2 separate regions of the Homo sapiens genome follow, and region 2 is linked to region 1. A link is an interaction called in ENCODE POLR2A ChIA-PET data of the cell type or tissue named here. Cell type or tissue: K562. All regions are shown on one strand. Links, peaks and the distances in the headings refer to the core of each region. The heading gives the core; the rest is flanking DNA. Region 1 has its middle 470 kb from the start of JARID2-DT. Region 2 overlaps RANBP9 (RAN binding protein 9).

Region 1 (16,580 bases), core at 4,295-8,294:
ACCCAGACACCCAAAACTCTTGCACTCGGCAACGCAGTTATATTTTGCTGAAGTTAATGTGGTAAGGGTCAGGAGGGCAGACAGGACAGGGGCCAAACAGAGGTGCAATTTCCACACAAACTTCACCTCTGCCTGTCCCTAAATACCCCATTTCCACTCCACCTGGAGATTTCAGCTGTGAACTATGCAAGGGTGAGAAGGTTTGGTTTTCCCAAGCTTTGCCAAGGTCAAAAGCATTATGAAGAACGTTACTGTAATTAAACATCATGAAAGCATCATGGAGGATGCTGTTGTAATTAAACCAACAGTTCTCATCTCCCCCACATGCTGCAGTGGAACCTAAGTGTATTTATAAAAAAAAAAAAAAAAAAAAAAAAAAGCTGGGGGAGTTGTGTAAAGGAGGAGGTTCAGAAAAGAGAGGAGAATTCCGGAGGAGAGTTAAGTACTAAGGAATGGGGGTGGGTGTAGCCCAGTCCAGCGGCCCTCCAAGGAAAGAAAGGAGCAGGCTTTCTGAAGAGATGGGGAGCCTGGGGGAAAGATAAAAAAGAAAAAAACAAAAAAAAAACAAAAACAGTAGATTGGATCATCAGATGTTTCCTGAATGTACTCAGGAGGAGACCAAAGAGAAGGTGTAATTTCACATAGGCAGGAACATTTGCTGCATTCTTCCAGACAGAACCCAAGGGACACGGGGCCCCATGGGCTATGTCCTGCTGTCCACACAGGCTTTAAGAGTGTCCAGACAGGACATTCAGAGATGGCATTTCTCAGGTCAGAACCACTAAGAATTGCTGTTGTGTTGTGTAACAAGAAAGGTGAAAACAGGGCAAAGAATTCGGCCGGGCGCGGTGGTTCACGCATGTAATCCCAGCACTTTGGGAGGCCGAGGCGGGCGGATCACCTGAGGTCCGGAGTTTGAGATCAGCCTGATCAACATGCAGAAACCCCGTCCCTACTACAAATACAAAATTAGCCGGGCGTGGTAGCTACACGCCTGTAATCCCAGCTACTTGGGAGGCTGAGGCAGGAGAATCGCTTGAACCCGGGAGGCGGAGGTTGCGGTGAGCTGAGATCGCGCCATTGCACTCCAGCCTGGGCAACAGAATGAAACTCTGTCTCAAAAAAAAAAAAAAAAAAAATTCAAGGGCACAGACTGCGCCCTGCTGGCTCTACACCTATAGCATCTCGTCCTGCCCTTCCCGAGTCTGTGGCTCTTGGGAGTCTCATTCCCTCCTTTCCAGGGTGTGCTTCCCCCGTGGGTGGTCTCACGATGCAGTGTACACCCCGCATCGCGGAGTCCTCCAGTAGCTTCCCCTGTCCAGTCTCCTCCACCTTCTGCTTCCGCTCAAGACCTTCAGGAGTTCATACTTCCTGCCCTCTTCCCCATTCTAATTTTTTAAACCATGCTATGCAAACTATGCAAGGTCCCTTGTTTCTGCCTCAAAGACACGCCCCAGTTAAACATGGAGAGCACTCAGGGAATTCACTCTGCCTGCCTTTTGTGCCTGGAGTGAGTTATCCTCTGCTACTGTCCTAACCCATGGTAAATCCACCCACTAATCCGTGGAGAGGCTGGTGCCTACCTGCTTCCCTTATCCCAGACCCATCTCTTTGCCTCCGAAGATGACTTACTGGCCAGTTAGTTACACCATTCTTTAACATTCTTTAACCTTAGACATGGAGAGCATTGGTGGATATAATTACACTTGATAGTTCTTGCCACAATATCGTCTTTGGTCCTTATGGGGGCCCTTTTCTTGTCTATTTGTTTTATCTATCCCCTTTGTTCCCATTTATAATCCTCATTAACTGCCCCCCCCACAAGTAATTATTCTAATGTATTTAACGTCCATCTTTTTGTATGTTTTCTTACGTAATGTTTATTGCTCTTTGGTGTATGTGTATTTTTAGTTTGTGGAAATGATTTATGTTGCACATTTTTTCTGTTTTTTAATCAGCATTATGTTTTTTAAGAAAATCCACATTGCTATTGTATATTGAACCCATTGCTTCTTGTTACTGCAGAGTATTTCCATAGATGATGTATATCTACCATGTTTCACTTAGGAACTCTCCTGGTACTGCAACTCTCCATCAACATAATAATATATCAACATATTAATATGAACATCCTTATATGTTTCTCCCTACAGACCAGCGTGAAAACTCTTTGGGATATGCATCTAGTTATGAAATAGCGGGGTCACAGTTTATGCAGGTATTTAATTTACCTGAGTAGTACCAGATTACTCATGAAAATGGCTACATGTCAGTACTAGACTCTTACCCACAGTGCATGAGGAGCCCTAGATAAGACAAACCCCTTTCTCCACCGTCAATTGACACTACCCCGCTTTCTAATTGTTTCCTGTCTAAATTGGTATAAAGTGAATTCTAATTTGCATTTCTCTGGTTATTCCTATATATAAGCATTCCTTTATATTTATTGTCTTTTGGATTCTCTTTTTTCTAAAATGCCTGTTCATACCTTTTGTTCATTTTTCTATTAGAGCTACTTTTCAGGCTTTCTTTGAATATTCTACTTACTAACCCTTTGTCAGATTTAAACATTGCAAATAATCTTCTTCCACTCTGACATTTCTCTATGAATTTTGTCTATAATATCCTTCCATGAAATAAAATTCTTAATTATGATGTAAACAAATTTATCAATTTTTTTGCCTTCTGGTTTGTACTTCTGGAATTTTATTTAAGAAGTCCTTTCTTACCTTTCTGCTGAAGACATTCTCCTAATATTTTCTTTTATTAACTTTATAGCTTTAGTTCTTACCATCAGCAGACCTGTTCTCTAGAGTAAGCTTTTGATCTATCTGGAGGTAGAGTCTACTTTTGCATGCTGTGTAAGGTGGGGATCTCATTTTTACCTTTTCTGTGCAGAGCTTTTCTGGCAGTCATTCAAGCAATTTCCCAGTAATGTGTGGTGTCTCATCATTGTTTCTAATATGCTTGGGTCTGTCTTTGAGCTTCCTATCGTGTTCCATTGGTCTATATATATGTTAATGCATATGATTTGTATTACTATGGCTTTGTTGCAAGTTTTAATATCTCGATAAATTCCCCTTTTATTTTTGTTTTCTTTTTAAAATTGACTTACCAACCGGGCGCAGTGGCTCACGCCTGTAATCCCAGCACTTTGGGAGGCCGAGGCGGGCGGATCACCTGAGGTCGGGAGTTCGAGACCTGCCTTGACCAACATGGAGAAACCCCGTCTCTACTAAAAACACAAAAATTAGCCAGGCGTGGTGGCGCATGCCTGTAATCCCAGCTACTCAAGAGGTTTAGGCAAGAGAATCGCTTGAACCCGGGAGGCGGAGGTTGCGGTGAGCCAAGATCACGCCATTGCATTCCAGCCTGGGCAACAAAAGCGAAACTCCGTTTCAAAACAAACAAACAGAAAATTGACTTACCTATTTGTCAATCTTTATTCCTTCCAAAATTTCTGTAGTTCTTGGGGAAAAAAAATCCAACTAGAATTTTGATTTGAGAGTGCATTGAGATGATAAACTAATTTGGGAAGAGCTGCAATCTTTATAACATTGAATTATTCATCCAAGGACACAATATTTATTGATATCATGTTCTATGCCTCCTATAAAAGTTTTAAAATATTTTTCCAGAGAAGTCCGATATAATCTTGATCAAAGAAATTCCTAAATATTATATAGTTTTTGTTACTATTAGGGAAGTTATTTTTTATTATATATTCTGGATAATTTTATTGTAAAAAGAGCAGTATGGCAGAGCAGGAACTGAAATTTTCATTTTGTCTAAGTTAATTATTCCTTCCCGCTAACAAGAGAAGAAGGTCTTCCTGAGCTGAGCTCTGCCAGGAGAAGAAAAGTTGACTTTTCTCCCTGCCTTTCCCCTTCCTTCAGTCAGTGATCCCCACCTAACCTTCAATGTTTAAAACCATTCCTGGCCGGGCGCGGTGACTCACGGCTGTAATCCCAGCACTTTCGGAGGCCGAGACAGGCGGATCACCTGAGGTCGTGAGTTCGAAACCAGCCTGACCAACATGGAGAAACCCCCATCTCTACTAAAAATACAAAAAATTAGCCAGGCATGGTGGTGCATGCCTGTAATCCCAGCTACTCGGGAGGCTGAGGCAGGAGAATCGCTTGAACCTGGGAGGCAGAAGTTGCAATGAGCAAGATCACGCCATTGCACTCCAGCCTGGGCAACAAGAGTGAGACTCCGTCTCAAAAACAAACACAAAAACAAAACAAAACAACAACATAAAACCATTCCTGATTGAGAACCGTTAGGTTAGAAACATAACATCAAACTGTAAAATTTACAGTGACATTCAGCTGGATTTTAAAAACCAACTCCTTCATTCATATTTCTCACTCTCACTTCGATTTCCCCCCTTTTATTCCATAGTCCTTTTTACTAAGTCTCAGTGCATGGAGTACCCTCTCCTTCCCTCTGCAAATTCCACCCCTCTTAACCAGGAAAGGAGTTCTGCACCTTGGATTCCCACTTGCTTCTTACAAATGCCTCAACTTTGGTGGGACTGAGTGGAGGTTTGAGGCATGAGCAGAGTAGGGATGAGCTCCAGTTCTGTAAATGAAAACAACATTGGGTGCCCAATTCCAATTTAATATCTTAATTTACTCTAAGAGCACTCTGGCTAACTCCCAACTGGTTTATTTGGAAATTGCAAAGAACACCTTGCCAAGTCAAGCATTAATTTCCCTTGGAAACACCACAATGTAATCTCATGTGAAGAAAGAATATCCCTAGAGTCTCTGTGACTTTGACCATCCCCCTTCATGAGCTGTGGCATGATAGTATGACGGAGCTGTTTACTCTTTCCTGGGCCTGATACAACCTGTGACAGTCATCACACTAGCTATAAGTGACTCTCTTTCTGCCATCTCCAGCTCTCATTAAGTTTTTTTCTGGTTTGTTTTGTATAGATGCCAGAGTCTTTGAATAGATAGGGTGAGTGTGAAGAAGCAAGGACAGTTTATCCTACCAGAATCCCTTTCCTGACCCTTGGATCACAATTGAAACTTGTGATTGTCTTAGTCCATTTTCTGCTGCTATAAAAATATACCACAAACTGCATAATTTACAAAGAAAATAGATTTATTTCTCAGAGTTCTTAAGACTGGTAAGTCCAAGAGCATGGTGCTGACATCTGGTAGGGATCATTCTATTGTGAAAAGCATCACATGATGAACAAGCATATGAGATGGGAGAGAGGAAATCAGGCCAAGCTCATCCTTTTCTCGGGAGCCACTCCCACAATAACTAACCCAGTCTTATGATACCTGCACCAACCCACTGATGAAGACAGAGCCCTCATGAGCGAATCACCTCTTAGAGACCTCACCTCCCAATAATGTTACATTGACAACTAAATTTCAACAAGAGTTTTGACAGGGACATTCAAACCACAGCAGTGATCCAAACCTTTCTTTCTCCGTGCCAGTCCAAGATCAACCTAAAAAAAGACTACCTGTCCTGTAGATACATTTCGTTGGGTTTAGAGAGCTGGTGGTGGGAGTACAAACCACTGCACAGTCCGAGTTATCAAAATGAGGTTTAGTTGTAGGGGAAGTGGATTGTTGACAGTCTTATCAAATTCCCAGGCATTTGCCTGTAAAATGAGATCACTCTAAACCTGGAGAACATTTCACTTGCAGAAGACATTACTCCCCCATTCATTTGTAACTATTTTGTGTCCTGTGCCTTCTATTGGAACTTTTCTCCCTGCCTTTCCCCTTCCTTCAATCAGTGATTCCCACCTAACCTGCAATATTCAAAACCATTCCTGATTGAGAACCACTGTTAGAAACACAACATCAAACTGTAAAATTTACAGTGACATTCAGCTGGATTTTAAAAACCAACTCCTTCAGGGCCCTTTCTATGTCCCTGTTTTCACAACAGAATTTATCACTTTCTTCCCTAAATCTCTGTGTGGTGTTCCTGGGCAAACACATCCATCATACCCAATTAGGCAAAAACAGACAAGAAAATCCAATTCTCTCCTCTTTCCTTCCTCCTTTATACTGAACTGCGACTAAAAGCAGCACTCACTATTAGTGATACTAATTTGGTACTTAATTATCCTCAGGCTTCTGTCTTCCCCTAAATCTGTTCACCCTTTACCTCTGCACTTTGTCACCAATAACTGACTAGAAGCTCCATATGAAAGACCCGTACCTGGGCCAGGCGCAGCGGCTCACGCCTGTAATCCCAGCACTTTGGGAGGCCGAGGCAGGTGGATCACCTGAGGTCGGGAGTTCGAGACCAGCCTGACCAACATGGAGAAACCCCATCTCTACTAAAAATACAAAATTAGCCGGGCATGGCGGTGCATGCCTGTAATCCCAGCTACTCAGAAGGCTGAGGCAGGGGAATCACTTGAACCTGGAGGCGGAGGTTGCGGTGAGCCGAGATCGTGCCACTGCACTCCAGCCTGGGCAACAAGGGCAAAATTCCGTCTAAAAAAAAAAAAAAAAAAGAAAAAAAGAAAGACTCATACCTGCTCGATTCCTCCTGGTCTCTCCCGACACAGTGGTACAGACTTAATAGCTCTCAGTACCTATTGGGGTGAACTAACTAGCTGACTCCACTTCTGACACTTCCATACAGATCTGGGGAGTGACGGCAAACCTCCACTTCAAACCTGGTTTCTTGAGCAAGCCATTTTATTTATGGACAGGACACCAGGGGCACAGTGAGTGTTTACATGTGTATTTTAAGTCAGCATGACTGTGCGATTCCTGTATCTCCTGGGTGTTGCCTTTTCTCTTTAAAGACGGCATTCCTGCTTCACATTTTACTGTCACGTAAGACATACTCTAGCCTCTATAATGGGTGCCGAGAAGTGGATATTGTAGCCCCAAGGGTTTTTAAGCCCCCTGATGAACACATCATTACGCATTCACAACGGTAAAGTGCATTGTTAGGTTTTCAGCAGCCTGCAAGAGAGACCCTGCTGAGCAGGATGGAGAAAGTTGCGGCAATTAATTGGTAGAGTTGAATTGTTAACATTCTCTCAGTGTTCCCAGCACAGGGCTCTTGACTGGCTTGCTGGAGAAAATAACTGGGGGTGGGAGAGAATGAAGGGTGGAGTAGAGGAGAAACAAACTCTCATTAAAACCCCAATCAAGCCATTTTAGCACTTTTTTTTTTTCCACAAGGCATTTCCTTTGAATCTAGAATGCTATACTTGTTGAACGCTATTATCATAACAAATCGCTGCTCTTTCCTAAAACTTGAAATTATTTGCTTTCCTTGGGAGATTTTTGTGTAGGGTGTGTATTGGGAAGCTCATATGCTGGATTCCCAAGAGGATATATGTTTGCACTACAGTCTCTGACAATATGCAATTCTGTACAGGTACACACATATGTAGGTATATTGTGATACCAAGACAAGTGTGCTATAACAGAACAGGGACTCCTATCATAACATGTTCCAAGTTGTGTCCATTTCTTTCTCCTCTTTGGAGTATTGGGCTGAAAGAGAAATGGGTATTTCTCAAAAATGATCTGGCGAGTGCCCAGAAAACCTTTTCGCATATAAAGGTTGCTGTCATAGTGGACGCTGGTGACAGTGCGTGCACAGGTCTTCTTTCCAGAGCTCCCTTCCACTCCTGCCTTGGTCACAGGGAGCTCCCGGTAGCCATGCCTGTTCAACACGGCCCCATACTCCGAGCCATGTTGACTGGGACCAGAGTGAGCACCAGACGCGTGCCAGACCAGTGAGAATCTCAAATTCCAGACCCCAGGACTTTGGAATAGCAAGAGGTAGACACTAAGGTGTGTGTTTTCTATCAGATAGACTGAGGGGCAGATAAAGTCATCCAGCTAAGAGAAGAAAGGAGAATAATACAAAAACAGATAGAAAAGGGAGATGGAGAGAGAGTGCTGCCTACGTGCCCAATGGAGCATCCTGTCTCTAGGGCTGACCTGTCCAGCTGACGTCCGCATTCATGGATTAAGGACCTTTCCGCTGATGTTCAGGAATGAAAAAGAAAAGCCAGGAAAGAAAATCCCCACTGAGAATCCTAAGAAGTAAATCTTCATCTTGAAGAGAAACATTCCTATGCCTCCTACATTATTTCTACCTCCTCCAGCAGCAAATTTCTAGCAACAAAACGTATCATCAAACACATCTTATTCAGGGACAAGTGTCAGTGTGTTGTTGTCATGATTAAATTTGACTCATAGGTACTCAAAGATTTCATGTGCTATATATTTATCTACTTCTGTTATTGAGAAACTTGGAGGAAAAGACTAACTCTGTGTACAAACTCAATGCATCCCTAAATATCGATATTTTGTAGAGGTGGGGTAATTTTTACGGCATTGAAAGAACTGCCTACCCCCAAACATCCCCTACCCTTCCTAGTCAATGTGTTGCTATTTATAAATTCCATTGTTATAGTCATTCTTCTATATTAATGAGTCCTGTCCTCTGTTTTCAAAAATTTTCTTTTAAGACGTAAATATCATGTAGAAGATTTTACACACTAAACCCGTAACACAATAGCATGAATTCACTCATCAGATTAGTTAGTTGGTATTTTAAAAGCCTGAGGATCAAGGTTAACAGATGGTAATCTTTAATGGGCAAGAAAACAGATTTCTCTCACGTTGGAGAGAATTACTGGGTCTCTGTGTATGTGTGAGGGTCTATTGGTGCCGCATAGTGAACACGACCCTATTCCTCCCTCAAGAAGCTCAAAGTTAAGTGGAACTGGGGCAGCCAGATGTATAATAACTGCAATACCTTGCAGTATCTGCACTAATTGAGCTGTGTACTTGATACAGTAGTAGCATGTGGATGGCACAAGGGGAAGGGTATGGAGTTTCATAGATGAGATGCAGCTTAAGCTGGGCCTTGAGCATGGGGAAAAGTCCATGAAGTGGATGTTCCTTCCAGGCAGAGACACCAGCCTGGGCACACAGGTGGCACGCTAAGGGGAACTGCAATATAGGATTTGATGTGGCTTTCCATCAAACAGAAGGAAGGAGGGCCTGGAAGGATTGAATTAAATTGTTATTGGGACTGGATCATAAAGGCCTTGCTATGGTTTGAATGTTTGTCTTCTCTGAAACTCATATTGAAACTTAATCCTCAATGTAACAGTATTAAGAGGCGGGGACTTTAAGAGATGATTGGATCATGAGACCTCCCAATCTTGGACTTCCCAGACTCTAGGACTGTAAGAAATAAACCTCTTTGCTTTAGAAATTACACAGTCTCAAGCATTCTGTGATAGCAACAGAAAATGAACTAAGACATGCTCTTGACACATATCAAGATATTATATTTTTTAAAAAATACAATCCTTGGAAGCTTTGCTAACTCTAACAGGCTACCTGCTGGCCAAGATCAAATACACAGAGCCAATAGGAACTACCAAGGAGGTTGCTTCTGAATTCTCACAAACAGTGTAAGCAGAGGCCTGCCCAAGGGAAAACCAATATGGCTCTTTCTCTCAGCCTTTCTGAGACCTGGCCCCTGAGCCCCAGGGTGACAAATGCTTTCTCAAGAGTATTCCTTTCTTTTATTTTGTTTTGATGATTTACAGGGCTTATCAAAAATGTGCATGACTTCCTATTTACAACACTTGTAACCCTATCTCCAAAACAGACTGACATTTAGATAGTTTTAAGATTAATACTTAAAGATTTCTCTGCATTTAAACTCTACTGATTAACTCATTCAGGCATGCTAAGGTCCACCTGTGTGCAATGCTATCTATGCCTATGTCTCGAAACATAGCAAAATTTATGTTAGTTAAGGTAAAAAGCTCCCTGGTTTTGCTCATAATCAAAGGATCATTTAGGGCCATTCCAAATCAATCTCTGTCATGCATTTTTAAAAAAGAAAAAAAATCAAAGGATTTTTTTTTAAAGCAAGGGACACCATAAACAAAGCGAACAAACAACATATTGGAAGAAGATATCTGCAATGTGAAAACTGACAAGGGACTACGATCTAGAATACATACAAGGAACTCCTGCCAGCCTACAAGATTGGGGCAGCCATTCTGGAAAGAATCTGGCAGCACTCAGCCAACATAAGGATGGACGTATGCTATGACCCAGCAATCCTGTCCCTGAGACACAGGGCATCCCTGTATGCCGCTAATTCCTAGGGATTCTCCCATAAGTCAAGGGGAACATGTATAAGGATGTTCATGGCAGCACTTGTGTAATGGGGAGTTGGAGGCAGTCCAGGGCCTCATCACTGCAGAAGCAGATGAGACAGCAGAGGAGCACAGGCTGGAGTACTATACAGCAGCGAGAAGACACCACCTCCTCCCCACACGTAGCAACACACATCACGACAACATGCCGGGCAGAAAAAGTGAGAAGCAGAAGGAGGTTGTTTGTGTACCATATTCGTAAATGCAAAACACGTTTACAATACATCTTACAAGAATACAGGCAAATAAAATACTACAAACAAACGTGTTAAACTGGTTACCTACAAAGAGGACAAAAATAGAGGTGGGGATGAGAATAAAAGCAAAGCCTGAAAACAAAGGAGGGCCTTGAAGAAATCAAAGGTTAGAGTGTGCTGTGGCCTGGACTTCTGCATCTGAGGGTTAAAAACAAACACAACAGGGACAGGGAAGCCACTAGCCATAAGGTCCTTGAGGGGAGGGTGCAATGAGCTCCTCTCTAAATCCCTAACAGGACCCAGTACTCTGTCCCATCTTTAGGCAACGCCTACTTTTTGAACAATGGATATTTGATTGGTCAATATTTAACAAATGCATGAATAAGAGGAACAATTAATCTAACAGAGGGTGGCCAGGACACATGGAGTCATTCTCCATAAACAAATCATCACAGATGCCCTCTTGGGTGCCAGGCACCGTGATAGATCCTGGGAGTGAAATGAGGGATGAGAGACAGTCTCTTTCCTCTTGGATGTAGGCTGAGGAAGTGCAATGGCTGAGTCAAGTGGCAATTATGACACACACTGTTGACGGCAGTGACACAGATAAGAACAGGGCGCCCAGAGACCCTGACGTGGGGCTCCTAACCTGACTGTTCAGGAAGAGCATCCCAGAAGAAACTGATGCCCAAAAGATAAGAAGTTACACAAGTAAGGAGGAGGGAGGGAATGGAGCATAAGAGGCAAGAAAAACTGCATGTGCAGTGGAGCCTGGGTCTGAATGTCGCTGTCGTAGCTCTGACACCTGCTGCAGGCGGGCCCATCTTCCCAGCCTTCGATACAACATAGCGGTTACTTTAACAGGTGGAGCCATACCACATTCTTAGTGTTCTCAAGCCGACTTTATCAAACAAAAACTGCTCCCTGGGTAAGGGAAAAAGAAACAAAAAGAGCTCTTTTTCAGAGCAAGCAAATGTGCACATCCAAGTAGATAGATGGTGCCTAGAGCAGTGTAACAGAAGTCAAGTACTTACCATTGTCCTGCAAAATCATTTCAATGCAACTTGAGAGCAATATAGCAATCTGAAAGGAAAGGCTTTTAGCCAGCCGAGCTGGTTCAGGTTTCCAGTTTTCCTTTGATCCCATGATTCTAATTCTTGTTGTTTATCAGCACGGATGCTCACAGCTGATACACTTGACAAGTCTCTCTGGAAAACGTTATCACGTGTGTAGAGCTTTGGGTTCGAACTGGCTTGATGAACTGAAACTAAATCATTAGAAATGCCAGTGCTGGCCGAGCGCAGTGGCTCATGCCCGTAATCCCAACACTTTGGAAGGCCGTGGCAGGCTGACCATTCAGGAGATGGAGACCATCTTGCTTAATATGGTGCAAGCCCATCTCTACTAAAAATGTGTCCAGAATTGGTGGGTTCTTAGTCTCACTGACTTCTAGAATGAAGCCGCGGACCCTCGCAGTGAGCGTTACAGTTCTTAAAGGCGGCGTGTCCAGAGTTTGTTCCTTCTGACGTTCGGATGTGTTCGGAGTTTCTTTCTTTAGGCGGGTTCGTGGTCTCGCGGGATCAGGAGTGAAGCTGCAGACCTTCACGGTGAGTGTTACAGCTTTTAAAGTGGCGCGTCTGGAGTTGCTCATTTCTCACGGTGGGTTACATAATCTACACTGGCCTAAGAAGTGAAGTTGCAGACCTTTGCAGTGCGTGTTACAGCTCATAAACCGCAGTGTGGACCCAAACAACGAGCAGCAGCAAGATTTCTTAAAAAGAGCAATAGAAGAAAGCTACACTGTGGAAACACCTGCGAGCAGGTTGCCACTTCTGGCGCTGGCAGCCTGCTTTTATTGTCTTACCTGGCCCCACCCACATCTTGCTGATTGGTCCATTTTACAGATAGCTGATTGGTCCATTTTGACAGGGTGCTGATTGGTGCATTTATAATCCCTGAGCTAGACACAAAAGTTCTCCATGTCCCTCCCCTCCATGTCCCCACTAGATTAGCTAGATACAGAGTGTCGATTGGTGTATTTACAAACCCTGAGCTAGACACAGAGTGCTGATTGGTGCATTTACAAACCTTGAGCTAGACACAGAGTGCTGATTGGTGCATTTACAAACCTTGAGCCAGACACAGAGTGTCGATTGGTGCATTCACAATCCCTTAGCTAGACATAAAGATTCTCCAAGTCCCCGCCAGACTCAGGAACCCATCTGGCTTCACCCAGTGGATCCCACACCTGGGCCGCAGGTGGAGCTGCCTGCTAGTCCCGCGCCGTGCGCCCGCACTCTTCGGCCCTTGGGTGGTCGATGGGACTGGGCGCCGTGGAGCAGGGGGCGGCGCTCGTCGGGGAGGCTCTGGCTGTGCAGGAGCCCAGGGAGGTGTGCGGGGGGAGGCTCAGGCATGGCGGGCTGCAGGTCCCGAGCCCTGCCCCACGGGGAGGCAGCTAAGGCTCCGCGAGAAATCGAGCACAACAGCTGCTGGCCCAGGTGCTAAGCCCCTCACTACCCGGGGCTTGCGGGCCGGCCGGCTTGCCGTTCCGAGTGCGGGGCCACTGAGTCCACGCCCACCCGGAACTCGCGCCGGCCGGCAAGCACCTGGCGCAGCGTCGGTTCCTGCCCGCGCCTGTCCCTCCACACCTCCCTGCAAGCTCCTGCCTTGGCCAGCCCACAAAGGGGCTCCCACAGTGCAGCGGTGGGCTGAAGGGCTCCTCAAGCGCGGCCAGAGTAGGCGCCAAGGCCGAGGAGGCGCGGAGAGCGAGGGAGGGCTGCAAGGGCTGCCGGCACGCTGTCACCTCTCAAAAATACAAAAAAAAAAAATTAACCGGGCGTGGTGGCGGGCGCCTGCAGTCCCAACTAATCGGGAGGCCGAGGCAGGAGAATGGCGTGAACCCAGGATACGGAGCTTGCAGTGAGCCGAGATCGCGCCACTGCACTCCAGCCTGGGCGACAGAGAGAGACTCCGTCTCAAAAAAACAAAAAAAGGAAACAAAAGAAAAAAGAAATGCCAGTGCTAGAAAGAATGCACAAGATCATCTATTTCAGGCGGTCTCAAACTTGAGCCTGCAACAGCATTCCCTAAAGGGCTGGTTAAAACTACACAGATAGCTAGACCTCACCCAGCGTGGCCCATTCAGTAGGTCTCTGTTGGGGTTTAAGAATCTTGCATTTCTAACAACTTCCCTGAGAATGCTGTTCCAGGGACCACACTTTGAGAACTACTCTAATTTTATTGATGAAGATATTGAAACCCAGAGCATGTTAGTGATTCATGTAAGATCGCACACATTCTAGGTGACCAAACCCAAGTCTTAGGAGAATGTGGTGGTTGGGAAATAAAAAGCTATGAAGATTTTTTAACTAAAGCCCTTGGTATTAGTGCATCTTATCTGGTTTTTACAACTATCTGCCTTCTCTTTCCACCCAAGCCTGAGAAGTACTGCCAATTATGGTGTGGGGTTGTGACAGCAGCAGAGGAGGTGGGGGCGGGTACGGAGCATCCACAAAGCCCTGGATGTTCTTGCCGGTCTTAACACCCTATCTCCAAGCTCTCTGCACAGTTTTCAGGGCATAAGTCAGAACTGTGAGAACTAGCAAGGACTCAGCGAGAGCTTCTTACCCGTGCTTCACGACACATTAAAAGGCAAAAACGTGTTCCTGCAGATCAACCCGGAAGAGCCTGCTGCTTACCGGTTGGCGCCCAGTACCTACACGGCAATAGCTGCTGCAGCCTGACAAATTCGTTGAAACTCTCTGAAACACAAAGGAATCACCGCCAGCCTCCCTCTCCCATTGTAACCCTGCCATTGTGCAGGTTGTAGTCTGGGAGAATGATGGCCACAGCAATTGTAGGACTTTCAATGCTTTAAACAAATGGGGGAAGGGAGGAGAACTAAACAAAACTAAACAAAAGCAACCACAGGCCTGTTTACCAGAGAGAAGTCTTAATGGGTTGCAAGAGAAAGAGCAGGAAGTCTGTGCTTTCACTCTCATTTGTCTGCTCAGTGGTGAAGAGCCTGGAATGGACAAAGATTTGGGCTTGCCACCCTTGTTTTGTTGTTCAACCCTCCCTCTTTTTTATGAGGAATTTGATGGAGGAAGCCAAGTAAGTCATCAGTGGGGGCCCTTGCCATCATCAATGTCAGTTATTGAGTTGAGGGCGCATTGTTTAGGCATTAAGAATTCAGATGCCAAGTTTCTCTATTTATCATATCTAGGGCCCTGAAAGCTATGGACGACTCACACTATTAACTGATATTTGTTGTTTAGAGCAATCTAATCCTTACAAGATACTTTTTGGATGGACTGTCTCATGATGTATTATTACAAAAATGGAAATGCTTTGCAAGAAGCATAATTCTGAATGCCACCAAAAAATAGCGATAATCTTTCTGCCCATTGAACAGTTTTGTTCAATGAAGTGTCACAATTACACCACAGCTGTTAAACAAGTTGTGTTACTAGTTCTAGATTTGCTTCCATTCTCTTTAGAGCTACATAGGTATGTGATTTTTTTTCTCCTCTGGAGATTTTTGATCATGGTGTGACTTAAAGGGAGGGTTTATGCATTTTATTCCAATGAATCCCAGTTTTAGTTAACTAGCTGGTAGTTGAACAAGTCATATAATAACAATTTTCTTTCATCTTAATGCAGATTTTAAATAAAATATTCATAGCCTTTTTTTTTTAAATATATACAGAGGTTCACTCTGTCACCCAAGCTGGAGCGCAGTGGCACTATCAGAGCTCACTGCAGCTCAACCTCCCATGCCAAAACAATCCTCCCACTTCAACCTCCTGAGTAGCTGGAACTACCAGCATGCACCACCACACATGCCTAATTTTTCTTTTTAATTTTTTGTAGAGACAGGGTCTCACTATGTTGCCCAGGCTGCTCTCAAACTCCTGGGCTCAAGCGATCCTCCCAAAGTGCTGGGGTTATAGGCGTGATACACCATGCCCAACCCACATAGCATATTATTTAAAACAATTATCTACTTAATTTTGAGAGCAAGTTACTAACAGACAATCATAGCCATCTGACCACCAGCCTGAGCTACAGCTCATCTGACCTCCTATGGCCACAACTGAAAAGGCTGAAGGAATCAGCCAGAACTCCATCTACTCAACCCACAAAGGTCTTGTTTAGAAAGGTGTTACAAGCTAGGGCTTCCAAGGTTGGGAAGCGCAAATTCTCTTTACGTTGCCTTTAATTTTTTCTTAATAACCTAGTTCAGATTTTTGAAAAGTAGAGGCTCCCAGAACAGCAGAACACACCATGCTGAGCTAGCACCTCATGCTGTGCTATAAAGAGAGTTAACACCTCCCTCCAAAACTAAGTCCACTCTTGTGGTTTGCATTATTTCCCCTGCCCTCCCCACACCCAACTCCACACAGGTGCAACTCTGATGTAGTTTTAGGGTTCCCAGAGTCATCACCTCACCATCTAAGACTTGTGTTAAAATGCTCCCTGTAAAATTCTTTACACGTTGGTTTTTTAATTGCAGAAATGCCTGATTTACTCCCAAAGAATGTTTGAAGATCCTCAGGGCTGTGCAAAGATCCATCATTATCAACAATTGCTAAGGCAGCTTAACCCTTATGTAAAATATTATGCATACAAATGGCTTTATTTTGAACCAGTTCACACTATTAAAACTTGAGTCTGGTACAGGCTTCATCCCAAGGCTGTGCTCAATAACAGCACAGTAGCAAACACCTTGGCTATGTGTCTTCCTGTTTGGTTGGCTCATTTTATATCTTTGCACGTTTAAAAAGGCAATGGGAGTGCTAATTAAAATGCAATCATGCAGATAAATTATATCATGTTCCTAAAAGGTAAAATGAAAACCCTTTTTATTTCAAAATCCTTGTGATACCCAAGGCAAAACACACAGTGATCCTGAAAACAGAGAAAACCTTTCATGATTATTGCATGTTTAAAACCCAGATTTATTTCTAGATTTGTTTGCATATTGTTTATGGAATGTATAACACTTTAATTGTGAGTAATTTCTTGGGAGAGTCAAGACTTAGGGCTTTTAGTGCAAATGTTCAAGTTTCGGTAACTCTGAGTAATTTGTATTTTCTGCATTCTAGCTGTCAAATGGGGAGTACAATGCGTATCTTAAAGCCTACTCCAGTTCAGGGGTGAGGACAACCTCAAAACCCATG
Region 2 (16,580 bases), core at 8,471-12,470, 1.1 Mb before region 1:
TGTGAAAATATTTCAATCAGGTTACATACTTGAGACGTATTTCAGTGTTTAGAAAAGGCAATCACTATCTAAAAGAAATGAGAACTTATAAAAAATAATAAAGAACCAAAAGGAAAGCAATTGTTGAGAAAGCTATGGTTCTCAAAGATTATTAACACAGAAATTATTTGACAAGGTAAACAGAACTTCAGCTGGCCACTGCATTTAAAACATGTTTCTTATTTACTATATTTTATTATGTTTTGGCTTTTTAAAAGCTTGCTGGCCAGGGCTAGTGCTTTCTTAGAGATAAGAGGGCTCACAGGAGCATGTCTTCCATATACAAACCAACCAATCCTGAGTCTACAGCCAAATCCACCTCCTTATCTAACGCTCACATACGAAGCCAGTATTTCCTGCCCTAAATCATTCCAGAGTCAGGTACCAGGCAATTAGAGACCACCTCTACAGCTCAAAGCCTGGAGGAATCATCCAAACTCTTCAATCCTCAACTGTTTACTCTGCCCTCCCTTGCCTTTCCCAGGAAATCCCAATACTCTGGCCTGGACTTTTCCGTGGCTCCTGTCTTCTGCTTCCTGACTAAAACCTGGTGCTTCCCCTGTGTAGCATGCAGTGACCCTCCCTGAGACCTGTGAGTATAATAAAATTCTTCCTTCTAAGCCTTATTCTCATATCCCCCTGCAGCTACCCAGACTTTACCACACCGTATCCAACACCTACATTCTTAGAATAGCCACTATTAATATACAAAATAAATTTAAGTATATGCATGCTCAAAATATTGCAAAGTGAAATATTAATCACCAGATGATTATCTGCACCAATGGAACTGAGGTAAGAAACTTAAAACTAAAGTAACAGAAAACAGAAATCCTTTTTTCAAACCTAGAACATTCTGCTGTGATTAAAAAAAAAATTTGTTCCAATTCTAATTCTATGCTGACAGTAAAGCAGCTACTTATCTCTCTCTACACTGCACCTTCTCTACCACATTCTTCCCAAAGCATAAAGAATCATGAAAAACAGAAATTCTTTCTTGCCTTCGGAAAGTTCACAATAATATACACCAAGCTGCATCTTTCTTCAGCTGCATCTTTCTCCCATTACCTCTCGAAGAGCTATAAAAATATAAATATACAATACCTAAAATTAAGGCCTGGCTATATTTACTAAGATGGCCTTCAAAGTACCTATTCATTTATCCTGCCTTTTAATAATTAAGACAATAAGGCTCTAAAAACAAGAAAAGCCTATTAGTTTGAGAGTTCCTCTGACGATTCTTTGTCGAATAATTCCATCTGTAGTTAACTACTACAACAACAACAAAACACAAAATAACTTGTTAAACTGTTAAATGTTAAGGAAAATAATCTATCATATGCATAAAACAACATATTCTACTTTTCACCCAACAGACACAAAATTGTTTATGTTTCCAATAAACTGACATTTTTGGTTAATAAAATTATTTATATTTTAATCCATATTTAAAATCTTGTTTTTCAACATATCCCTATAAGATTAATAAATAAAAAGTAGCAACTTTAAATCACACAAATAAGTTCAGAAGAAACTGATTTACATTTCAATTCTATAAACATTACAGGTTCTACTTGTACCAAATGAGATGTACCTATAAAACTATGGAGACTGAGATGCGTTTTACTGTTTTGTTTTTCAATAATATTTCTCTTCACAAGTGCTATAACTTAAAAATTACACTGGATGTTCAAGACTTGTTCACAGGAAGTCTCCAATTTTTAATATAAATCGGTCAAAAAATAGTGTTCTTATTTACTTAAGAATTACAAGGAAAAAAAGGAAAATTATTTCAGAAATAAAGACAAGCTAATTGGAACACAAAGTAAAAGACCCCACAAGAAAAGAGGAAAGAGAATGGAGGAAATTTTTAAAATAACGAAGTTAGTCAAGTGTTACAGATCCTTTAGAATTTCTCTGGCAGGTTTTCCAGTTTTTACCAAAAAACTCTTCAAAAAAACAAAATAATAGAAGAAGTTAGTCAAAGAAGACCCAACATACATTCATAATTAGAGTCCCTAAAAAACAAACCCATGTAATGGAACAGAACAAATACTGAAAACCATCATACGAAAAAACTTTTCTGAAATAAAACACTTGAACCTACTCTTAAGACCATACCAAGATCAACACCAAGACATAGTCAAGTAATGGTTCTTTAAAGAAAAAGAAAAATCTTTCAGGTAACAGGCAAATGACCAAATTTCTTGTAAGAAAAAAATGTCTGAAGACTTTGAAAATGTCCATGGAGCTCATAAAAAAACATGGCTGGGTACAGTGGTTCATGCGTGTAATCCCAGCACTTTGGGAAGCTGAGGTGGGAAGATCATCACTTGAGCCCAGGAGTTCAAGACAAGCCTGAGCAACACAATGGGACCCTGTCCCAACAAAAATAAAAATAAAAATAAAAAATAAAGTTAGCTGAGCATAGTGGTGCGCACCTGTACTCCCAGCTACTCAGGAGGCTGAGGCGGGAGGATCGCTTGGCCCCAGGAGGTTGAGGCTGCAGTGAGCCATGATTGTGCCACAGCCCTCCAACCTGGGCAACTAAGTGAGAGTCTGTCTCGGAAAAAAAAAAAAAAGAAAGAAAGAAAACATGAGCCAGGGATTTTACATACAATCAAAGCTTCAAATATAATGAGTATAATGGTCACAAGCAAATAGTTTGAACCAAAAGGACTTAAAAGAATATTGTTCCCATGAGCTCACTTGTAGAATGTGAGCTTCAGATAACCAAAAAATCCTCGAAGTATCTTTGGGATAAGGTCTGATGATGAGTATTGAATATAATTTAAAATTAACACTAAGTGATCAGAATAAAGATAACAGTATAGTGTATGCAAATGTTATATGCTCATAAAATATAGATATAAAACAATTAACAAAAAAGAGAATTTACAGAAAAAGCAATGACCTACTGATACACTCAACTACCTGGATGAGTATCACATGCATCATGCTAAGTGATTACAAAATAGCCATTTTCAAAAGGTTACATTTATATAACATTCTGGCTTCAAAAGGCAAAACTATAGGGACAGAAGACAGATCAGTGGTTGTGAGGAGTTGGGGGTGGGAGGAGGGTTTGAGATAAAGGGGCAACAAGAGAGAGTTTGGCGTGGTTGTTATGTAATTTTAGTTGTGGTTGTTATGTAATTCTATTTGTCAAAACTCACAACTATACACTGAAAAAAATGTATTTTACTGCACATTAATCAATAATACATTTTAAGTGCAAAAAACCCACAGACACTGGGGAAAGGGAAGAAAAGGTGCTGAAGAGGTTACTAGCTAATTTCATTATTGCTCACAATACAAGAGTACCTTAAAAGGAGGGGACTATAGGTATTAGTATAAATGTACCTCTCTCAATGTAAAAATATACTAAACCTCTCAAAAAAAAAAGAGCAAACAAAATAGATAAAATAAAAAAATTCAAAAGCAACAAAAATGTTTCAAGTTTCCTTTCACTCCCATCCCCATTTAACCACTTCCTCTACTTACAGCCAACTAGTGTCATCAGCTATTTGTGATACCTCTTCAAAGTTTTCGATGGCATATTTGCTTCCATTTTCAAAAGGAAATAACAAAAGAATAAATCAAGAACTAATGAAAATGGTTACCTGAAGGGGGAAGAAAAAAAGGATGACGTGAACCTTCTGTGAAGTGCCTTCTTTCCTTTTTTTTTTGAGAGAGAGTCGTGCTGTCACCCAGGCCAGAGTGCAGTGAAGCAATCTTGGCTCACTGCAACCTCCACCTCCCAGGCTCAAGCGATTCTCCTGCCTCAGCCTCCTGAGTAGTAGCTGGGATTACAGGCACGTGCCACCACACCTGGTTAATTTTTGTATTTTTAGTAGAGATGGGGTTTCGCCACATTGGCCAGGCTGGTCTCGAACTCCTGACCTCAGGTGTTCCTCCCACCTCGGCCTCTTAAAGTGCTGGGATTACAGGCGTGAGCCACCGCACCTGGGCCAAGTGCCTTCTTCAACAGTCTTACTTTGAAACAATGTAAATGTTTTATATAATTAAAACAAAAATTTAAAAATCAGTCCCTAAGAATGGAAGATAATTTTAAGTAAGTGAAACTAGTATATATCAAGTTGGTGGCAGAAATACAGAAAAAAGAATTACTTCAAGTGACTTTAAAACACAGTATTTTGAATATCCATCCCTAATGGGATATATTCTAAAGACTGAAGCAAAATTAAAAAAAAAAAAAAAAAAGACTGCAAAAAAACATACAGTATTCAATGTTCTTAATACATAATTTTTTTTTTTAATTGATGGAGTTTTGCTCTTGTTGCCCAGCCTGCAGTGCAATGGCACGATCTTGGCTCCATGCAACCTCCGCCTCCTGGGTTCAAGCGATTCTCCAGCCTCAGCCTCCCGAGTCACTGGGATTACAGGCGCCCACCACCAGGCCCAGCTAATTTTTGTTACTAGTAGAGACAGGGTTTCGCCATGTTGGCCAGGCTGGTCTCAAAACTCCTGACCTCAGGTGACCCACCTACCTCTGCCTCCCAAATTACTGATATTTTAATTTGGCAATGTATCAAGATATTCTAGGCTAAAGCAAATAAATATGTAAATATCACTAGAATCAAAGATTCTCAGAATAAGAAAAAAGAAGTATAAAATGAGAGACTTTAAAACTGATTTGGAAACTCTGCAACTCATGAACTCACTTTGAAATGCATTTTAAAAAGATGGGGTGTGGATGTACAGATCTATAATAAAGTAAATATAGCAAAATCTTAATTCTAAAATCTAGGTGGTGTGTACAAGGGTATTCACTGTATTAACTCTGTCTTCTGTATGTTTGTAAATGTTGGGGAGGAAAACTCCTTAGATTCTGTACTATACAAATCACAAAGAATCACTGGGATGAATCTCAACTCTTAACCAGTCTGTTTTTCCATCTGACAACAATTACTTCTCATCAACCATTTTAAAACATTTCAACCACTCCTCCAAAAAACTATCCATACTACTAAATCATCCACAAAGCCAAAAAGGTCTAGGACCAACAGATCATTTCTCCTTATCTTGGAATGTTAATCAACCTAAGTGATTCCAGCAATAGGCAAAGAGCAAGAATTCAATATATCTGAGATAAACATAAATAGAATGGTTATAAACTGTTTTCCTGGTTCTGAAAAACTGAAATATGATTTCAAGTAATATATTCATCAGGACAAAACTATATACAATCTTAAAGTTATATGACATGGGTGTCTTTAAGACATTAAAATGAAATTTTCTTCCTGAATTTTCAATTAAATTTATATTAAAGTGAAAGTATAAGAACTGGTACCCATGAGAATAATTTTTTTTAATCTCTCATGTGACTCAAATACATCTTAAACCTATTTTTCTTTCTTAGACTAATGTTGAAAGCAGTTTTAATAGAGAAAAAAAGCTGGAGAGAATATACTCCAAAATGTCAACTGCCATTAATCCAGGTGGTAGGATTGTATATGCTTTTAAAAATATGTTATTTTTTTTCTATTTCACAGGATTTGTTTATTTGATTTTCCCTTTTGCATTAAGAATGCATTACCTTGTAATTGGAAAAAAAAATTTCTTGGGAAAAAAAAAACACCTATACTTGTTAAGTATAAAATAACTGACAGAGTAAGAGGTAAGGGTGATTTGGGATTTAAACTGCACTAAAGATAACCACTTCAAGAATAATTTGAGAAACATGATGGTTATATATCTTTAGGTCACTTTTCCCATATTTCATACCTTCTTAAATAACCAATTTTTCTCTCCACCAAAAATGTGGCTCCTACCATTCTTAATGGTTTTTAGAACATATCCAAAATCCAAGACTCACATTCTGTTCATTCCATAAATATTGACTATCTATACTCTGTACTATGCACAGCAAGTGCTAGGGGATTACAAAAGAAAAGATGTTATTATCCCTACCCACCTCTACTTAGTTAACATATTTATGCAGCACCTATTTTGTGTCTGGCATTGTTCTACACAACATGGATATAGCAGTAAACAAAACAGACCAAAAAAGCCTCTCTGATAAAGATTTTCTTCTCTTGTCTTTCATTGTTATGCCCTACACTTAGCCAAATGCAGCAAATCCACCTCAGAAATCCCTCTGCATCTCCTTAAAACTCACTAAAAACAGCAATATATAAATCTCTCATTTTGTCTGAGTATATCAGCTCCGTGCTGATTTCATTTTTTCCCTACCCAGCCTGAACTAAAATGGTCCATTTAGATATTCCCTCACCCGTAACCTCAATTACTACAATTGTTCTTCCAACTTACCTAACCTATAGTTTCCCATTTTGCATCAATCATACAATTCAACTTTCCTCTCTAACCAGCTGGGTATATAGTAAAAAATTGTAAGTATGTAAACCGCTGTCACAAATTTGTGGTTTTAAATCTCACAGTTCCTCAATACCTTCACTTCTCTGATCAATGAACATTTACTAAATATCTATGTGTAGGATGACACAGATAAAGCTGTGGCAAAGACAAAAGTCTGTGCCCTCCCTAAAGGGATACTCTAACGGGTAGGACAGATCTTAAATAAATAATTATGAAGGTGATTAAATGCTATGAAGGGGAAGTACAAGATGCTGTGAAAGGGTGTTAACAGAGGAGCCTCATCTTGTTTGGAGGTGAAAAGGCTGTCAAGACAGGCTTCCAGAAGTAGTGATAAGTGCCAATAAATAAATTCCGCACAGCATCCCACCTTCCTAATTTATACTTAAAACCCCATATCCCACCTACTGGGCAAAGAAACTTGCCTCATTCGCCTCCTCAGCCTTCTCCTGGACTCACTAGTGATTCCTTCTCCTCAGCATATACATACAACAAGGTCTCTCCCACCCAAACATAAATTGCAATAATTTTTCCGGAGAGTAATTTGGCCATGTGCATCATAAGCCTTAAAAATGTGCATACCCCTTCTTGTGATCCATAATTCCACTTCAAGAAATCTTTCCTACGGAAATAAAGACAAATTTCATGCAAAAAAGAGTATTTAGAATAGTGAAAGAATTAAAACAATCTAAATAACTGGCAACAGGAGAACAGCTATGGATGTGCCTTAATAAACTTAGACTATGCCACAGCCAAAAATAAAAAGATATTCAGAGCTTTTAATCTCATAGAAGAATGCTTATAATTATGTAAGAAACATACTATAACTGCTACATAGAAATAAATCAATAATAATCCTCTACAAAAAAATTCAAAAATAAGCCAGGCATAGGATACATCTCTGTAGTCCTAGCTACTCGAGTGGCTGAGGCAGGAGGATCACTTGAACCCAACAGTTTACAGTGAGCTATGGTTACAGTGAGCTATGAATGCGCCACTGCACTACAGCCTGGGCAACAGAGAAATACCCTGTCTCCCCAAAAATACTAAATAAATCAATGATAAACACAGGATGTAAAAACCTGTATAAAGAGGATACCAGGCCGGGCGCGGTGGCTCACACCTGTAATCCCAACACTTTGGGAGGCCTAGGTGGGAGGATCACGAGGTCAAGAGATCGAGACCATCCTGGCCAACATGGTGAAACCCTGTCTCTACTGAAAATACAAAAAGTAGCTGGGCGTGGTGGTGTGCGCCTGTAGTCCCAGCTAATGGGAGGGAGGCTGAGGTGGGAGAATTGCTTGAACCTGGGAAGCAGAGATTGCAGTAAGCCGAAATTGCACCACTGCACTCCAGCCTGGCAACAGAGCGAGACTCTGTCTCAAAAAAAAAAAAAAGAGTATAACTAAGCTTAAAATATAAGTGTATATATAAAATCCGAAAGAAACGAGCAGAAGTATTGATAGCAATTAATTATACAAAAATCATGGTTTAGTTTTCTCCCTTACATTTTTTCTGTACTTTTTTTTCTTTCCTGAATTTCCAAAATTTCTTCCCCCCCCCCCCCCCGCCCCCCGAAATAGAGTCTCACTCTGTAGCCTAGGCTGGAGTGTAGTGACAGAAACACAGTTCACTGCAGCCTTGACCTCCTGGGCTCAAGCGATCTTCCTGGCTCAGCCTCTCATATAGCTGGGACCACAGGTGCATGCCACTACACCCGGCTAATTTTATTATTTTTATTTATTTATTTATTTTTTGAGATGGAGTCTGGCTCTGTTGCCCAAGCTGGAGTGCAGCGGCGCGATCTTGGCTCACTACAGCCTCTGCCTCCCAGGTTCAAGGGATTCTCCTGCCTCAGCCTCCCAAGTAACTGGGTACAGGAATGCGCCACCACGCCCAGCTATTTTTTTGTATTTTGGGTAGAGACAGGGTTTTACCATGTTGGCCAGGCTGGTCTCGAACTCCTGACCTCAGGTGATCCACCCACCTCAGCCTCCCAAAGTGCCGGGATTACAGGCATGAGCCACCATGCCCAGCCTAATAAACAGGGTCTCGCTTTGTTGCCCAAGCTGGTCTCGAACTACTGGGCTCAGGCAATCCTCCCACCTCAGCTGCCAAAAGTGCTGGGATTACAGGCATGAGCCACCACGCCTGGCCTTGAATTATCAAATTGGCAGTGTATTACTTTTCTAAATGGGTTGTGAATTATTGTTTCTCACAACAGCAACACAGCTACTAAGTCCACTGGCACATTATCTCCATTCCTTACCTCTCTTTGACACACTGCACCTGCTATCACCCCAATTTTAAGGAAACTGCTATCACAAGGACTAATTAACCCCCCAAATGACAAACCAGTGGAGACTTAGCAGTCCTCCTTTGAACTGACTTCCTTGGCTTCTGAAAACACCTAGGATCTGCCTTCTAATTCTCTGACCATTCTTTTATAGAATCTTAGATGATTATGTAACAAGAAGAAATTGTTTTAAAAAATTCATAAGTACATGAAAAGAATCTCAGACGAATTCCCTCCTTCTATATGTCCTTTAAATATGGTGTTTCAGGTGTCCACCCTAGGCCCTCTTTGTTTTTGTTACATTACATACTTGGGTGATCCTATCAATTCCCATGGCTTTAACAACTTAACCTTCTGACCACTCCAAAATCTACCTTCAGCCCTACTCTCCTAAATCCCATTTATTTTTAGTCAAAGCCTTTGCTATTAATTTTCTGGGATTCCCCTAGCAGCTCAAACACTGTTCTCATCATCATCTTCTTTAAAGATCCACTTCCTGGCCAGGTGTGATGGCTCACAACTGTAATCCCAGTACTTTGGGAGGCTGAGGCAGGAGGATCCCTTGAGCCCAGGAATTTGAGGCTGCAGTGAGCTATGATCACACAACTGCACTCCAGCCTGGGCAACAAAGTGAGGCCCTATCTCTTAAAAAAAAAAAAATCCTCTTCTGGTATTTTCTGATGTATTTAGTCACATCACTATCCATTTAATCTTCTAAGACAAAAGCTAGGGAGTCATTCTTAACATTCTCTCAACAACTACCTTTACGTGCTTACTACTCCTACTTCCTAATCAAGGAAATAAAGACAGATTTCATGTAAAAAATTAAGTCCTAATTAGTTAACAAATCTGTCTACTTTCCTCTACAACCCCACCACACAGATTAAACCCTCAATTTATTATTACAATAACCCAACTGATCTCTAGAAGTCAGTCTCAGATCTATTTTCCATATTACCCTCAGATAACCCACCTAAAAAGCAAATCCAACCATATAATTCCCTTGCTTAAAACTAGCACCTGAAAGATAAAAGGTAACACCCATTAGCATTAGAAGTCCCTTCATGATCATCTCCAGACACATTCCTCCCACAAAACTTTATGCTGAGCTTCCTCCAGCAGCAGCAGTGGCAGCAGCCAGCAGCAACAGCAGCAGCAAGAAGACACGAGTTTGCTGTGCACCAGGCATCTTTTTTCAGAGCAGCATCAAGCTACCTTGAGTTTGCTTCACACCAGGTACTCTAATAAGTGCTTTAAGTGAGTTATGTAATTTAGTCTTATGAGGTTGGCACTATTATTTCCTTTTCACAGACTGAGAGAGTCTGTCAAAAAATACAAAACCACAGAACCAGTTAAGTAGCAGAGCCAAGATTTACATCTCCACTATATTTCTCAACAAAAGTAACTAGTCAGCTTCTAAAACAGCTACTAATCTTTAACATCTCTGTTCATATCCTATCTTGTGAAGGATACCTGAGCAACTGAAGGACAGAGAAGCTTATGTTTAACTGTATTCCTCTTCTGTAATTTTATGTAAGCTTCCTAGATAGACTTCCCTGATCACCACCCTGTCTTCCAACAGTGTTGGTTACCTCCTCCAACATACTTCTCTAATTTGTTTATATGTCTACTACTGTGTATCTCATACTGGATTTTATTAGTTACTTACATGTTCATTTCCCTTCTTACCTGCAAACTTCTGGAAAGTAGGTACCCTTTCTCAGCCATGTTTACAGCCCTGTCTCCATCTCTGTCAATCCTAGGTTCTTAGCACAGTATCTGGCACATAACAGGTACTCGACAAACTAAATCTCCTCGTCTGTTATTTTCCTCCTGTTATTTTTTTTTTTAAATCTCTATCACACTCTATCCTCAGGCAACCGCCTCACAACCTAACTCCTAGCCCTAGCCCGTAAACTCTGTAGCAGTCTTGCAGACCGCCATCACACACTTCATCCTCTCCCCACTTTGTATTATCTTTCTAAAGCAGGTATCATATATCTTCCCTACTCAAAAAGATTGAAGGCAGTCTGGGTGCAGTGACTCATGCCTGTAATCCCAACACTTAGGGAGGCAGGAGGATAGCTTGAGGCCAGGAGTTCAAGACCAGCCTGTGCAACATACCGAGACCCATCTCCACAAAAAAAAAAAAAAAAAAAAAATGCTGGGCATGGTGACGCACACCCATAGTCCCAGCTACCTGGGAGGCTAAGCTGAAGCAGGAGGATCACTTAAGTAAGGGAGGTCAAGGCTACAGAGAGCCTTGATTGTGCCACTGTACTACAGCCTGGGTGACAGAGCAAGACTCTGCTGCAAACAAAAACAAAACAAAACAAAAAACTGAAAGCTCCCTTCTACCTATAGAGTATATTTCACCCTAGAACTATCATCAAGGCTCTATAACATCTGATTCCATTCTCACTTTTTTTCCTTTTTTTTTTTTTTGAGAGATGAAGTCTCACTCTGTCGCTAGGCTGGAGTGCAGTGGTGTGATCTCGGCTCACTGCAACCTTTGTATCCTGGGTTCAAGCGATTCTTCTGCCTTGGCTCCCCAAGTAGATGTGACTACAGGCATGTGCCACCACACCCAGCTAATTTTTGTACTTTTTAGTAGAGATGGGGTTTCACTATATGTTGGTCAGGCTAGTCTCGAACTCTTTATCTCAGGTGATCCACCCGCTTCGGGCTCTCTAAGTGTTGGGATTACAGGCATGAGCCACCACACTCAGCCTGTTCTTACTTTTATAACTCTTCCTTATAATCCAAGTCCCCAACAATACTGAACCATGTATCTCTGCCAAAGACCACAAAGTTGCACTCTTCCTGTGAGACTATTCTGGCCATTTACCATAGTCTGGAATGTTCTTCCCCAAAAAGGCCTCTCAAATTCTTACTCATTTTGTAAGGTCTACCAACTACTACTTCCTGTATAAATATTTCCTTGAGCCAAAATTAATTACTCTCTCCTCAGTTTTCCCATACATGGTCTCATTTCTAAGTACTTAGTATATTATGTCTTAAGAGTTGCATATTTCTGCTTCCTGCCTTGTCCCACCATATCTTCCAAACACCATATACCAACAGTTTGGTCAACAAAGGACTATGTATGTAGTCCTCTGTTGGACAGACCAGGTATGTAGTAGGTACAGCCCAGGTATGTAGTAGGCTATACCATCTAGGTTTACATAAGTACCCTTTACGATGTTCATAAAAAAACATCGCCCAATGACTCATGTCTTAGAACATGTTCCGTAGTTAAGTGACATATGACTACACTAAATTTGATCTTCCTCAAGGGCAGGGACCACATTCAGTTCACTCACTGTATTAATTGAGTTTCTACTAAATGTCAGGTCCTCTAGTAAGAACTATGAATAAGACAAATCAATAAAATAATTTCTTATCCCCACTCAGCTGCTGACGATGTGCTATATCATAGGTGTTCAACATATATTTGTTAAATAAATATATTGCTTACTTATAATAAATGTATTGTTTACTCTTTGTTCACATTTACCCTGTGCTTCCATTTGCTGCTTACAACGAATCAAACCTAGAAGGAAAGATCCTTCTAGTTTTCAAAGCTAGACAGGAAGAAAGACCTTTGTTCTCCTCCCCCGCCAAGAAATAAACTAGAAAGTCAGCAAGCATAAAAGGAACATTCTGAAAGAGTGCACTTTATTATCAGCAGAAGAATTTAGGAACAGAACAGAGAGACTGAATTACTTGCCAGTTCTTACTGAAACACTGTCAAAGAGTGGCATCAATATTTTGTTTGAAGAGCTAAAAATACCATTCATAATAAATTATAATTCTAAAAACTTTCAAATAAAAATTTTGTTCTCTCTCACATTTAGAATTAACAGTATGTCCACTGCCTCTATTAATATGCATAATTTAAAATTTGAATGAAATCCCTGAACTGAAAGTACCTAAGATACAGACTCCTTAAAGAAATTCATCTCAACGGTCAATGATCACTAAAAAGAAGGGAAAGTAAACACACACCCGTTAAATATATGCCCTAAAGAAGTTATGCAGGGCCAGGCATGGTGGCTCACGTCTGTAATCCCAACACTTTGGGAGGCCGAGGTGGGTGGATCATTTTGAGGTCAGGAGTTCAAGACCGGCCTGGCCAACATGGTGAAACCCCATCTCTCCTGAAAATACAAAAATTAGCTGGGTGCGGTGGGGCATACCTGTAATCCCAGCTACTAGGACAGACTAAGACAAGAGAATTCCTTGAACCCAGGAGACAGAGGTTGCAGTGAGCCAAGATTGTGCCACTGAACTCCAACCTGGGTGACAGAGACTCCGTCTCAAAAAAAAAAAAAAAAAAAGTCATGTAGATAAAGTGATTTAATTTTTCTTGTGAAATGCATTAGATTTTATTTTTAAATTAATAATATTTAAAGACTATTTAGTCCTAATAAATTTATTTAGCTGCACATATACAAAACTTAGGTTCAGTTTAAATGAAAACTCATGGCAGAAAATGAAATATATTCTTTCACTCAATAAAAGGAACTTTCTTCAGGTCTCATTTTCTAGGCAATAAAGAAATACAAGTAACAATCATGACAGTCATATTCCTAATTTTCCAGGGTAAACCTAGAAATAACGTACACCATAGGAATTAAAAGTCTTTACAAGCACATAATACATTAACACCAGTTCTTTCTACCCTATTGAAAGAGGCAATTCACATCCAACTCTTGCCATTTCATGAGAAAATTTGTTGCCAAGGACAATTTATTTTAAAAACTGAGATCTGGGATAAACACTGTTTAAAAGAAAACTCAGTGTTTTTTTTTTGTTTGTTTGTATGTTTGTTTGTTTTTGAGACTGAGTCTCGCACAGTCACCTGGGACGGAGTGCAGTGGCGTGATGTCGGCTCACTGCAACCTCTGCCTCCTGTGTTCAAGCGATTCTCCTGCCCCAGCCCCCCAAGTAGCTGGGATTACAGGTGCCTGCCACCACGCCTGGCTAATTTTTTGTATTTTTAGTAGAGACGGGGTTTCACTATGTTGGCCAAGGCTGGTCTTGAACTCCTGACCTCATGATCCACCGGCATCAGCCTCTCAAAGTGCTAAAGGCTAGAGCCACTGTGCCCAGCGAAAATTCAGTTTTAAATTAAGCAGAATAAACTCTCAGATGGGCACACATCACTGCAAACAAAAGGTTCCTAACAGCTACTCTTTCTGGTCCATACTTTACAAAGATGTTGAGATTTTTAGGAAATAATCTTTTCTCCAGAAAAACATTAGTTGGCCAAAATTAGCAATATGAGTTGCTTTTTTTTCATAAATGAATTGTTCTTTGCTTCCAAAAACAATGGGCTGGGCCTAGAACTTTGTTCGACACGTTTACCAGAGAGATAAATGAATGTGACCAAAGAAGTACAATAGTTTGGCCAGGCGCGGTGGCTCACACCTATAATCCCAGCACTTTGGGAGGCCGAGGCGGGTGGATCACCTGAGGTCAGGGGTTCGAAACCAGCTTGGCCAACATGGCAAAACACACTAAAAGCACAAAATAAGCTGGCCGTGGTGGCGCATGCCTGTAATCCAGCTACTCGGAAGGCTGAGGCAGGAGAATCACTTGAACCTGGGAGGCAGAGGTTACAGTGAGCTGAAATCACACCATCGCACTCCAGCCTGGGCAACAAGAGCGAAACTCCGTCTCAAAAAAAAAAAAAAAAAAAAAAAAAAACACAAAAAACAAAAAGGCAGGGCACAGTGGCTCACACCTGTAATCCCAGCACTTTGGGTGGCAGAGGCAGGCGGATCACCTGAGGTCAGGAGTTTGACACCAGCCTGGGCAACAGGGTGAAACCCCATCTCTACCAAAAATACAAAAATTAGCCAGGTGTGGTGGTACATGTCTGTAATCCCAGCTACTTGGAAGGCTGAGACAGGCAGAATTGCTTGAACCCAGGAGGTGGAAGTTACAGTGAGCCAAGATCGTGCCACTGCACTCCAGCCTGGGCAACAGAGCAAGACTCTGTCTCAAAACAAAACAAACAAAAAAATAGTTTTCTCCAAGAACATACAAGAAATAGTACTTCTTCTAATCCATTCATTTATTCATACCTTTAAAAGCCAGCTATAAGTTAAGTACTGGAGTTATAGAAATTAAAATAGTCCCTTACTCTTAAATCTGTAGGGTCATGTTGGCAGTAAGCAGACAATTGAAACAATACAAATATCATAATTACAGTCTGGCCAAAATGTAAAGGAGGCATAGAAAAGGCATATTCCTACTTTAAGGAGAAAATGCCATAAGAAAGGTACTCCTAAACTAGGACTTGAAGACCAATTAATTAGCTAGGCAAATAGAGAAAGGGATAAGAGAAGGTGAAGGAAGGGCATGCATAAGGAACTAGAAATATAAGCCAGCATGCGTAGTCAGAGAACTCCAAATGGTACCTTATAGGTGAAGAGCAGGTGAGAATTAGGGATTCTTCAACATAATTAGTCATTAGGGAAATATAAATTAAAACCACAGCAAGAAATCACTAGAAACCTATTATAATGGCTAAAAATTTAAAAAAAAATGACAATACCTAGTGCTAAGATCAACAGGAACTCTCATACACTGCTGGTAGAAATGCAAACCAGTGGGCCAGGCACAGTGGCTCACACCTGCAATCCCAGAACTTTTGGAGGCCGAGGCGGACAGATCACCTGAGCTCAGGAGTTCAACACCAGCCTGGGCAACATGGTGAAACCCCGACTCTACTAAAAATACAAAAGATTAGCCGGGGGTGGCAGCAGATATCATATCCCTCCACAGCATGGCTGGTTTCTGTCACTCAACAAGCACATGAAACACAAGAACTATGTCTGTAAGGAACTTACTGTCTGGCTCAGGAGAAAAAAATGTATATATGAAAAACGTATATATGTAAAAGCTAGAGGCCGGGTGTTGTGGCACATGCCTGCAATCCCAGCACTTTGGGAGGCTGAGGCAGGCGGATCATTTGAGGTCAGGCGCTCGAGACCAGCCTGGCCAACATTGTGAAACCCTGTCTCTACTAAAAATACAAAAATTAGCCAGGTGTGGTGGTGGGCGCCTGTAATCCCAGCTACTTGGGAGGCTGAGGCAGGAGAATTGCTTGAACCCGGGAGGCAGAGGTTGCAGTGAGCCAAGACTGCACCACTGTACTCCAGCCTGGGTGACAGAGCGAGACTCTGGCTCAGGAAAAAAACAAAAACAAACAAACAAAAAGAACAAAATGCAAACTAGTATAGCCACTTTGTGAAACAATTTGGCAGTTTCTTACAAAGTTAAAAATACACTTAACTACAATCCAGCAATCCCACTCCTAGATACTTACTCGTGAAAAGAAAACTTATGTTTACACAAAAACCTGTATATACATGTTTACAGTTCCAGCCAAAAAACTGGAAACTGAGAAGTTCTTCAACTGGGGAGTGGGTAAGCAAACTTTGGTTCACTTATCTACAAAATTAGATTTAAAAGGACTGTTCTATGAATATATACAACAGGGAGGAATCTCGAATGTGTTATGCTAAGTGAAAGATACCAGACTTAAAAGGCTACAAACTATATGATTCCATTTATATGCCATTCTTGAAATGGACAAACTATAGAGACAGAAAACCAGTCAACAGTTACCAGGAGCTAGATATGGGGAAGGGTTGTCTACAAAAGAGTATGGCAGAATTTTGGGGGATGATAGAGCTGTTCTATATAAAGCAGTCCGCATTTATCTGTGGTTTTGCTTTCCTCAGTGTTTCAGTTACCCACAGTCAACTGAGGTCCAAAAATATTAATTGGAAAATTCCAGAAATAAGCAATTTGTAAGTTTTAAACTGCATGCCATTCTGAATAACATGATAAAATCTCATGCCATTGGATTCAG

The links. ChIA-PET counts read pairs that join two places held together with the same protein. Peaks named below come from ENCODE experiments on the same cell type or tissue, not always from the same donor. Only the 100,000 strongest peaks of a DNase experiment are listed, where the experiment ranks them.
Region 2: POLR2A ChIA-PET joins it to region 1 with 5 read pairs; 1 of 35 experiments calls an interaction of 5 or more read pairs at or near these places.

Annotation. Positions count from the first base shown.
Region 1 is chr6:14,770,911-14,787,490 of GRCh38, forward strand. No RefSeq gene overlaps it. Among named protein-coding and RNA genes, the nearest start is that of JARID2-DT, 470 kb to the right of the region's middle. RefSeq lists enhancers at 13,034-13,585, 13,586-14,137, 14,028-14,322, 14,138-14,689 and a silencer at 14,028-14,322. In K562, for the core only: a CTCF peak has its summit at 6,707; a DNase peak (open chromatin) is centred at 6,741; H3K4me3 peaks cover 215 bases.
Region 2 is chr6:13,678,151-13,694,730 of GRCh38, forward strand. All of the region lies in intron 2 of RANBP9 (RAN binding protein 9), which reads right to left. LOC124901523 (U7 small nuclear RNA) reads left to right here and starts at 1,930; the gene lies at 1,930-1,991. In K562, for the core only: no CTCF peak of the experiment used is centred there; a DNase peak (open chromatin) is centred at 10,661.